Linked DNA regions of Homo sapiens: region 2 is linked to region 1. A link is an interaction called in ENCODE POLR2A ChIA-PET data of the cell type or tissue named here. Cell type or tissue: GM12878. All regions are shown on one strand. Links, peaks and the distances in the headings refer to the core of each region. The heading gives the core; the rest is flanking DNA.

What was found. Peaks named below come from ENCODE experiments on the same cell type or tissue, not always from the same donor. Only the 100,000 strongest peaks of a DNase experiment are listed, where the experiment ranks them.
Region 2: POLR2A ChIA-PET joins it to region 1 with 5 read pairs; 3 of 35 experiments call an interaction of 5 or more read pairs at or near these places.

The regions. Positions count from the first base shown.
Region 1 is chr16:67,565,670-67,572,201 of GRCh38, reverse strand. CTCF (CCCTC-binding factor) reads right to left here. Exons shown (of 12, transcript NM_006565.4): 2 at 938-1,054. Among named protein-coding and RNA genes, the nearest start is that of CTCF, 6.4 kb to the right of the region's middle. In GM12878, for the core only: no CTCF peak of the experiment used is centred there; no DNase peak of the experiment used is centred there; H3K4me3 peaks cover 1,498 bases; H3K27ac peaks cover 1,513 bases.
Region 2 is chr16:67,449,908-67,452,407 of GRCh38, reverse strand. The region is part of intron 2 of ATP6V0D1 (ATPase H+ transporting V0 subunit d1); the gene reads left to right. Among named protein-coding and RNA genes, the nearest start is that of HSD11B2, 20 kb to the right of the region's middle. RefSeq lists an enhancer at 139-822. In GM12878, for the core only: no CTCF peak of the experiment used is centred there; no DNase peak of the experiment used is centred there.

The DNA.
Region 1 (6,532 bases), core at 3,727-6,226:
GGTTTGAAGAATAACAGAACTTTCATTCCTATTCCCTTCTCTTTATTTGCTCCAGGCAGAGCTTGTAAGAAAAATCTTAGTAGTCATTTAGATGATTCATTCACATAAGCTTATCTAATCCTGGCATTTGTAATTTCCACTTCTACATTCCTTTTTGCCATTACACATGTACGATTAAATTATTTTCACATTTTTCTAGGGTCTGAAAAAAATGTGCTTTCCGGTACCGTGAGAAGAGATAATTTTTACAACCAGAATCCCACTTTGTTGTTTATGAGATCCCAAAGCATAGTAGATTCCAATATTTATAGAAGGTCTGTTCCAAGTTCCATATAATGTCCATTATATTTTATAGCAAAAATTACAGGCTAAATTAAAATGATAATCACTGTCACACTCTGACGCAAAATGGGCAATGAGCTAGGCTAACTCAAATTAAGACAATTTTTATCCAGGATACCAGGTTCCCCAAGAACAGGATTCCATCTGTTTCTTATCAAAATTACAAGTAGCCACAGGTCATGGACTTTCTTTTCAGTTCATTTGCCAATAGTCAAAATACACATTCCAAGGGTTTCTACAGAAAAGCAGCCACAATTTCCTGGGATCTTTCTATGTACATGTTCAGAATAGTACTTAAAGCTTTACAAAACACATTCTCATTAACGGAGAATAGTCTCTGAGATTGGTGGTGTTATTCTCTCACAAGTGAGGACTACAGGAGTAGACAGGTTAAAGTAACTTGCCCCATATTACCCAGCTAGTATATCATCGTAAAGAGTTTCAAACCCAGGACTCTGATTATGAAGCCTGTATGCTCTCAATCACCTGATATCCTGCATCCCCTATATTCAAGAATTAGCCAACAAATCCTCCAACTCCAGGAGGGTTATATTACTACCATTTTTAAGATAGAAAAAATGGAAATAGCACTTACCTCTCCGTGGCTGCAAAGTCAGTTTGAGGAGGGAAAATAGAACCCAGCTCTCAAGCCCCTGGTCAGCAATCTGTCCACTAGCGCATCTTGTTCTTTGGCTTCAGGTCCGTAATCATTCTAAAAGAAAAGCACAAATCATTTTATGAAACACTAAATTCATACAAATACGCATATAGTATGAAAAAAAATGAGGGAAAACTGAAGACAGAAAAAATTGGGAAAGAAACAAAACACCTGTTCATGTCATGTCACTAACCGAGCCATTCCATAAATGTCCACCATCAAGCCAATAACAAAACATTCATTTATTTTTTCACACATTTGCTAAATATATAAAGGACTAAAGGTTTCTAAGTAGCAAAATAGTACTCCAGGCTCACACCAGTAATCTTAACGCTTTCGGAAGCCAGGGTGGGAGACTCACCCAGGAGTTTGAGGCTGTACTGAGCTGAGATTGTGCCACTGCATTCCAGCCTGCTTGACAGAGTGAGAGATCTTGTCTCAAAAAAAAAAAAAAAAAAAAAGGCCAGGCGCGGTGGCTCATGCCTGTAATCCCAGCACTTTGGGAGGCCAAGGCGGGCAGATCACGAGGTCAGGAGATCGAGACCAGCCTGGCTAACATGGTGAAACCCCGTCTGTACTAAAAATACAAAAAATTAGCCGGGTGTGGTGGCAGGCGCCTGTAGTACCAGCTACTTGGGAGGCTGAGAATGGTGCAAACCTGGGAGGCAGAGCATGCAGTGAGCCGAGATCGCACCACGGCACTCCAGCCTGGGCGACAGAGCGAGACTCCGTCTCAAAAAAAAAAACAAAACAAAACACTCCACTGCAATATTGCAACCAAATAATGGCACACATATTCAAACTACCAAAAAATTAATTATTGGCTGGGCGCAGTGGCTTACGCCTGTAATCCCAGCACTTTGGGAGGCCGAGGCAGACAGATCACGAGGTCAGCAGATCAAGACCATCCTGGCTAACACGTGAGACCCCGTCTCTACTAAAAATACAAAGAAAAAAATTAGCCGGGTGTGGTGGCGGGTGCCTGTAGTCCCAGCTACTCAGGAGACTGAGGCAGGAGAATGGCATGAACCCGGGAGGCGGAGCTTGCAGTGAGCCGAGATCCTGCCACTGCATTCCAGCCTGGGCAACACAGCGAGACTCCGTCTCAAAAAAAAAAAAAAAAAATTAATTCTTATGGCTGCAGTAATGGCTCTCTAACAGTTTATTTCCGTATCTTTAGCAAGTAGTGGTCTTACTGATTAAGTTTGTTCATGCCACAAGTAAAGGCTATGCTTTCCAGTTTAGTAAGATAACTGGGGAAGCCAAGGCAGGTGGATCACCTGAGGTCAGGAGTTTGAGAACAGCCTGACCAACATGGCGAAACCCCATCTCTACTAAAAATACAAAAATTAGCCAGGCGTGGTGGCACACGCCTGTAATCCCAGCTATTCAGGAGGCTGAGGCAGGAGAATCGCCTGAACCCAGGAGCCGGAGGTTGGAATGAGCCGAGATCGCGCCACTGCACTCCAGCCTGGGCGACAGAGCTAGACTCCGTCTCATTAAAAAAAAAAAAAGATAACTGGCAAAAGGAGCTTTTACTGACCTTTGAAAATCCTAGAAGCATAGCAATGAAACAGTTTTTTTAGTCGAATAACGGAATACTTTGTTAGATGGCATCTTTTCACCCTAAATTACAAAATGAACTGTCAAGCTTCAAGCAAAGGTAGAGTGGAACCTACCTCTAAAGAAAAAGAAAGAAAGAAAGAAAGAAAATCCCAGGCCAGGCACAATGGCTCACACCTGTAATCCCAGCACTTTGGGAGGCCAAAGCGGGCGGATCACGAGGTCAAGAGATTGAGACCATCCTGGCCAACATAGTGAAACCCCGTCTCTACTAAAAATACAAAAATTAGCTGGGCATGGTGGTGCAGGCCTGTAAACCCAGCTACTCAGGAGGCTGAGGCAGGAGAATCGTTTGAACCCAGGAGGCGGAGCTGCAATGAGCCAAGATCGTGCCACTGCACTCCAGCCTGGCGACAGAGTGAGACTCTGTCTCAAAAAAAGAATAAAATAAAATCCCAAATGAAATAAAGAGCTAAATTTGAACTAAGTGTTTCCAAATAGGCCAGGCACAGTGGTTCACGCCTGTAATCCCAGCACTTTGGGAAGCCAAGGCAGGCGGATCACAAGGTCAGGAGTTCAAGACCAGCCTGACCAACATAGTGGAACCTTGTCTCTACTAAAAAAAATACAAAAATTAACCAGGCGTAGTGGTGTGTGCCAGTTATCCCAGCTATTCAGGAGGCTGGGGCAGGAGAATCGCTTGAACCCAGGAAGCAGAGGTTTCAGTGAGCCAAGATCACACCACTGCACTCCAGCCTGGGCAACAGAGCAAGACTCAGTCTCAAAAAAAAAAAGAGTTTCCAAATAATATAGCCAGGTGTGATGGCTCACACCAGCAATCCAGCACTTTGAGAGGCCACAGCAGAGGACTGCTCGAGCCTAGGAGTTCAAAGCCAGTCAGGGCAACATGGCAAAACCCCGTCTCTACAAAATACATAAAAATTAGCCAGGCAGGCCGGGCACAGTGGCTAACGCCTGTAATCCCAGCACTTTAGGAGGCCCAGGCGGGTGGATCATGAGGTTAGAGTTCGAGACCACCCTGGCCAACGTGGTGAAACCCAGTCTCTACTAAAAATACAAAAACTAGCTGGGCATGGTGGTATGCACCTGTAATCCCAGCTTCTCAGGAGGCTGAGGCAGGAGAACTGGTTGAACCCGGGAGACGGAGGTTGCAGTGGGCCACCATCGCACCACTGCACTCCAGCCTGGGTGACAGAGGAAGACTTCGTCTCAGGGAAGAAGAACAACAACAAAAAAAAGGCCAGGCATGGTGGCTCACGTCTGTAGTCCCAGCACTTTGGGAGGTCGAGGTGGGTGGATAACCTGAGGTCATGAGTTCCAGACCAGCCTGGCCAACATGGTGAAACCCCGTCTCTACTAAAAATACAAAAATTAGCTCGGCACGGTGGCAGGCACCTGTAATCCCAACTACTCCCGAGGCTGAAGCAGGAGAATCACTTGAACCTGGGAGGCCGGGGTTGCAGTGAGCCCAGAACATGCCACTGCACTCCAGCCTGGGAGACAGAGTGAACTCCATCTTAAAAAATATATATATATACACGTATACATATATATGCCAGGCATGGTGTTGTGTGCCTGTGGTCCCAGCTACTTGGAAGGCTGAGGTGGGAGGATCGCTTGGGGCAGGTGGGGGACAAGGCTGCAGTGAGCCATGATCACACCACTGCACTGCAGTGTGGGCAACACAGTGACAACCTGTCTCAAAAAAAAAAAAAAAAAAAAAAAAAGCCGAGTATGGTGGCTCACACCTGTAACGTCAACACTTTGGGAGGCCGAGGTGGGAGACTTGCTTGAGCCCAGGAGTTCAAGACCAGCCTGAGCAACATAGTAGGATCCTGTCTCTACAAAAAAATAAAAGAATCAGCTGGGCATGGTGGCACACGCCTATAGTACCAGCTACTTGGGAGGCTGCAGCAGGAAGACTGCTTGAGCCCAGGAGTTCAAGGCTGCAGTGAGCTATGATCATGCCACTGCACTCCTATCTGGGCAACAGCTATGATCATGCCACTGCCTCAATCAAAATGTATTAAAAAAAAAAAGTTTCCAAGCAATTTGGCACATGAGGTACATCTTCTAAGAGGAAATCCATCTCACAATTAGCTAAACTCCACAAAACTCACTAATACTTAGATGAAGCTAAAGTCTCCTCTGTTGAGAGGCAATTTTTAGTAACACAAATAGGTGATTAGCATATTTAGTCCAACCAACACTTCCATACTGGAGTCCATTATTATTACCAGCATACCTCAAAGGGAATGAAATTTTCTACCCCTGAAAATTCCAAGAGTGACCAAAAACAAGGATCAAGTGTGAAAGAATACCATCCTAACCCTCACCTTTGGACTGTATTTTGGCAGTCTATATGCAATGCCACAACTTTGCATTCAAATATTAAATCACTGAGAAAATGCACAAAGATACTAGCAGGAAAGATACGAAGACAGACTACAGAAAGTTTACAGGTGTTTAAAAAAAATGGGCTGGACACGGTGGCTCACACCTAATCCCAGCACTTTGGGAGGCCAAGGCAGACAGACTGCTTGAGGCCACGAGTTTGAGACCAGCCTAGGCAACATGACAAAACCCCATACCTAGAAAAAATTAGTCCCAGCTACCCAGGAGGCTGAGGTGGCAGGATCATTTGAGCCAGGGAGGTGGAGGCTGCAGTGAGCTGTGATCACACCACTGCACTCCAGCCTGGGTAAAAGAGAAAGACCCTGTCTTAAAACAAACAAACAAACCCCACAGGCCGGGCACGGTGGCTCACGCCTGTAATCCCAGCACTTTGAGAGGCGGAGGCGGGCAGGTCAGGAGATCGAAACCATCCTTGCTAACACGGTGAAACCCCGTCTCTACTAAAAATACAAAAAATTAGCCAGGCGTGGTGGCAGGCGCCTGTAGTCCTCCCAGCTACTCGGGAGGCTGAGGCAGGAGAATGGCGTGAACCTGGGAGGTAGAGCTTGCAGTGAGCCGAGATCGTGCCCCTGCACTCCAGCCTGGTAGACAAAGCGAGACTCCATCTCCAAAACAAACAAATACCCCACAAGAACAACAAAACAAATGTGGTAAGACTAATCTTTTTTTTTTTTTTTTTTTTTTTTTAATTTTGAGACAAAGTCTCACTCTGTCACCCAGGCTGGAGTGCAACGGCACGATCTTGACTCACTGCAACCTCCGCCTCCCGGGTTCAAGTGATTCTCCTGACTCAGCCTCCTGAGTAGCTGGGATTACAGAAACAGACATATGCCACCACGCTCAGCTAATTTTTGTGTTTTTGGTAAAGATGGGGTCTCACCATGTTGGCCAGGCTGGTCTCAAACTCCTGACCTCAGGTGATCCGCCCGCCTCAGCCTCCCAAAGTGCTGGGATTACAGGTGTGAGCCACCATGTCCCACCTACAAATCACATCAATTGAGAACCATGGTCTTCAAAGTTACACATTATTTGCCATTATTGTTCTTTTTAAATCATAATGCATCTGAGTTGTTTGAAGAGGGGCCTAATTTTTGGCAAAACAGTCAAGTCATCTGGAGCCAAGACAGGTAAATTAGGCAGACAGATGGTCTAGTTTAAAAAAATTAGGTGGAGTCTATAACGTAGATGATGTGGAATGGCTGTGACAGCAGCAGCATCCCTGAAGCAAAAAAAGCAGTCTCTAGAGGTGACTTTTGGCCAGGAGGCACCAGCCTGCAAGGCTCTGCCCAGGATTCCTCCCCAGGGCCTTAAGTCAGCCACAAGTGGCTTCCACCAAGGAACTCCCCAAGCCATTCAGAAGTCCCAGGTGAGTGCCCCCATTTGCGTGTGTACTTTAAAATAAAATCCTAAAGCTCTTAGAATTTGAATGCATCTTAAGGACAACTTCACCTCTTAAATTCTTACATAGGTTGAATGGATCCCGATAAAGTTAACCTTTACAACTACTCTTTTTTTTTTTTTTTTTTTTTGAGA
Region 2 (2,500 bases), core at 1-2,500, 120 kb after region 1:
GATCCACTTGCTCAAGAAGTGCTGCAGCCAAAGGGCTCCATTCTCAGGCAGGAGTCAGAGGCTGGGACACCTGAAGGGCCAGGGAACATGCCCAAGCTAGGAAGCAGGCCCTCTCCTGGCCACAGGCCTCCTTTCCTGAGAGTCTCCTTGCTGCCCTGGCCTCCATCAAGGTATGCCAACATGGACCTACTGGGGCAGGAGGCTGGTAATGGGGTGTCTCTTGTGGTGCTACATTAGGGGTCACATTGCAGCTCCCCATCTGTTGATCATTCCCTGGCCTTGGTCTCTGTGTTCCTTGCTGCAAAGCCAGAGCTGAGGACATACCAGGAAGCAGTACATTTATTGCTAGAGCCCAGCCTGAGACTTGTTTGCACAAGGCTGCTTCAGCTTCCTGGTGAATGTTCTGGCCTTGCCAGCTAGGCTGGCCAGAGGAGGCCTGACCCCATGCCCATGGTCAGAGGGTAGATATCACCCACCCCACTGCCCACTGGCCCACCTGCCTGTGCAGCTAGCCTTTGGCCTGTCTTGGTCTTAGCCTGCCAGGCCATGAAACTGGAGAGGGCTCTGAGCGTGACTGAGGCTGCACAACCACAGCTGGAGGTTGGCTGCAAGCACCAAGGGTGCTTAAAGCAGCCAAGTGCTGTCCTGTGGAAGGCTGTCCGAATCTGCCACTTCCCACCCCTTCCATTCATGGGTGATTGTGGCTTCCAGTCCTACCAGCCACTCACTCCTCCCCTCACTCAGAAGGAGCTCAGCAGTCACGTGTCAGCCCATCAGGGCCTGTGTCTGCTTGGTCCATGACCTCGTCATCTCCAATGACCTGCTCCTTTGCTCCTCTGCTCTGCACTTCAGCCATCCCCACTGATGGCTGCCCAGGCCCATGTCACCACCTGGAACTGCTCCACCCCTGAAATTGCTGAATCAGGCACCTCTCTACCCACAGCCTTCAGGCCCTCCAGCCCACTCTCAGTCCCTTGTGGGACACGGGTTCCAGACTCAGCGGGACACTAGGCCTTGCTTCCTCCCCTGCTACCCCTTCTGTCTTCATTTCCCGCCCTCCCCAACTGAAGTTCCCTGGTCCATCATTCGAGCACTTTTCTGCCAACATCCGCAGCTCTCTTGGCCGCCCGACTCATGGTCCCACCCGGCTGGCAGCCCCCCAGCCCTGGAGGAATCCCAGCAGCCTCCAGCCTGGAGCCGCTCTCCCCCTACCTCCACTGCCGGGAGGAAAGCTGGGGAAGCCAGCCTTGAGTGGGGGGTCATCCTTGCTGCCAGGCTTGCATGCTCACCCTCTTAGCCAGCCTCAAGCTTTTTTCTGCCTGGCAGCCTCTGGCTCTACCTACTCAGCACCCTGCAGACCCCACCAGCACTGCAAAGACCACCTTCCCGTCTTAAACACCATTGCTCTCCTGCCCCCAGCCTCCTCTTGGGCAGGTGGCCCACCTTCTTCACAAAGACAGTGGAAGCCAATAATATGCCTCCCAGTGCTGCTTCTGCCCCCCACCGCCCGAACCCTATTCCAATGGCAGAAGTGCCCTTCCTTTTCTCTTGGATCCTTCCACCAATGTTCTGAGTGCCCTCACCTTACTCCCTGGATGCTGAGTGGCCACTCATTTGCATTCCTGTCTGTGCAGGCACCTTCCCTTCCGAATTCTTCTCTTCAGTATCTAAGCAAGCTCAAATAATTAAAAAACATCTCGTGGGACCTAAACTTTTACATTCACTGTCTGTTCTCTCATTTCCCCTCATCCCTCGAGCTTTCAACAGTCCCGTCACTCCACCACAAGGCCCTGGCTAAAGCCACCCCTGACCTTCACGTAGCCAAGGTCTCCAGGCGTGACCACTCTGCGGTGTCCACCCCCCAGCCCCCCTAGCTATTTCTTTGCTCCCATGATGCCTCTCTGACTTAACTCCTACCTCTCTGGCCACTCTCCCTTCTCCGCTCTGCCCCAGCAGGCCATCCCCAGTGTGTGTGTGGAGTGTTGCAGGAAGGGGTGAAGCCTTCCATAGAGGCCTGAGCTCCCCCAGGCTGGGGCTCACGATTGGCTTCCCTGAGGAGGTGGCTAGTTTGGCTGAGGGGAAAAGCATTTAAGGGAAGCATTGGAATAGGGGGTTTTTAGGTTGAGGGAACTATACATGTCCTGAGTAGCGAGCATGGTGCACCTGGCTCTGTGCCCCACACAACAGCCTCCAGATATGGGTGCCCACTCTGGGAATGAGGAAGCTACCCTAGAAAACGCAGAGGAATATACTCAGGAGAGTACAGTCCTCCAGGCAGTAGAAGCATCAGCGAGAGGCCCTGTCCTGGGTGTGAAGACCTGAGGGAACAGTGCCCTGACTGCCCACAGACAAAGTTGGCCCAGCTAGGGACAGAGGTTGGGACCATTACAGAGGTCACCTTAGCTCCATCCCTCAGGGCCTCATAGTTGCTTTTGGAGCTGCCCCAGGCTGGCTGGAGCAGGCTTCTGCCAGGAGGTGATGAAAGCAGGAGCTGGCTGAG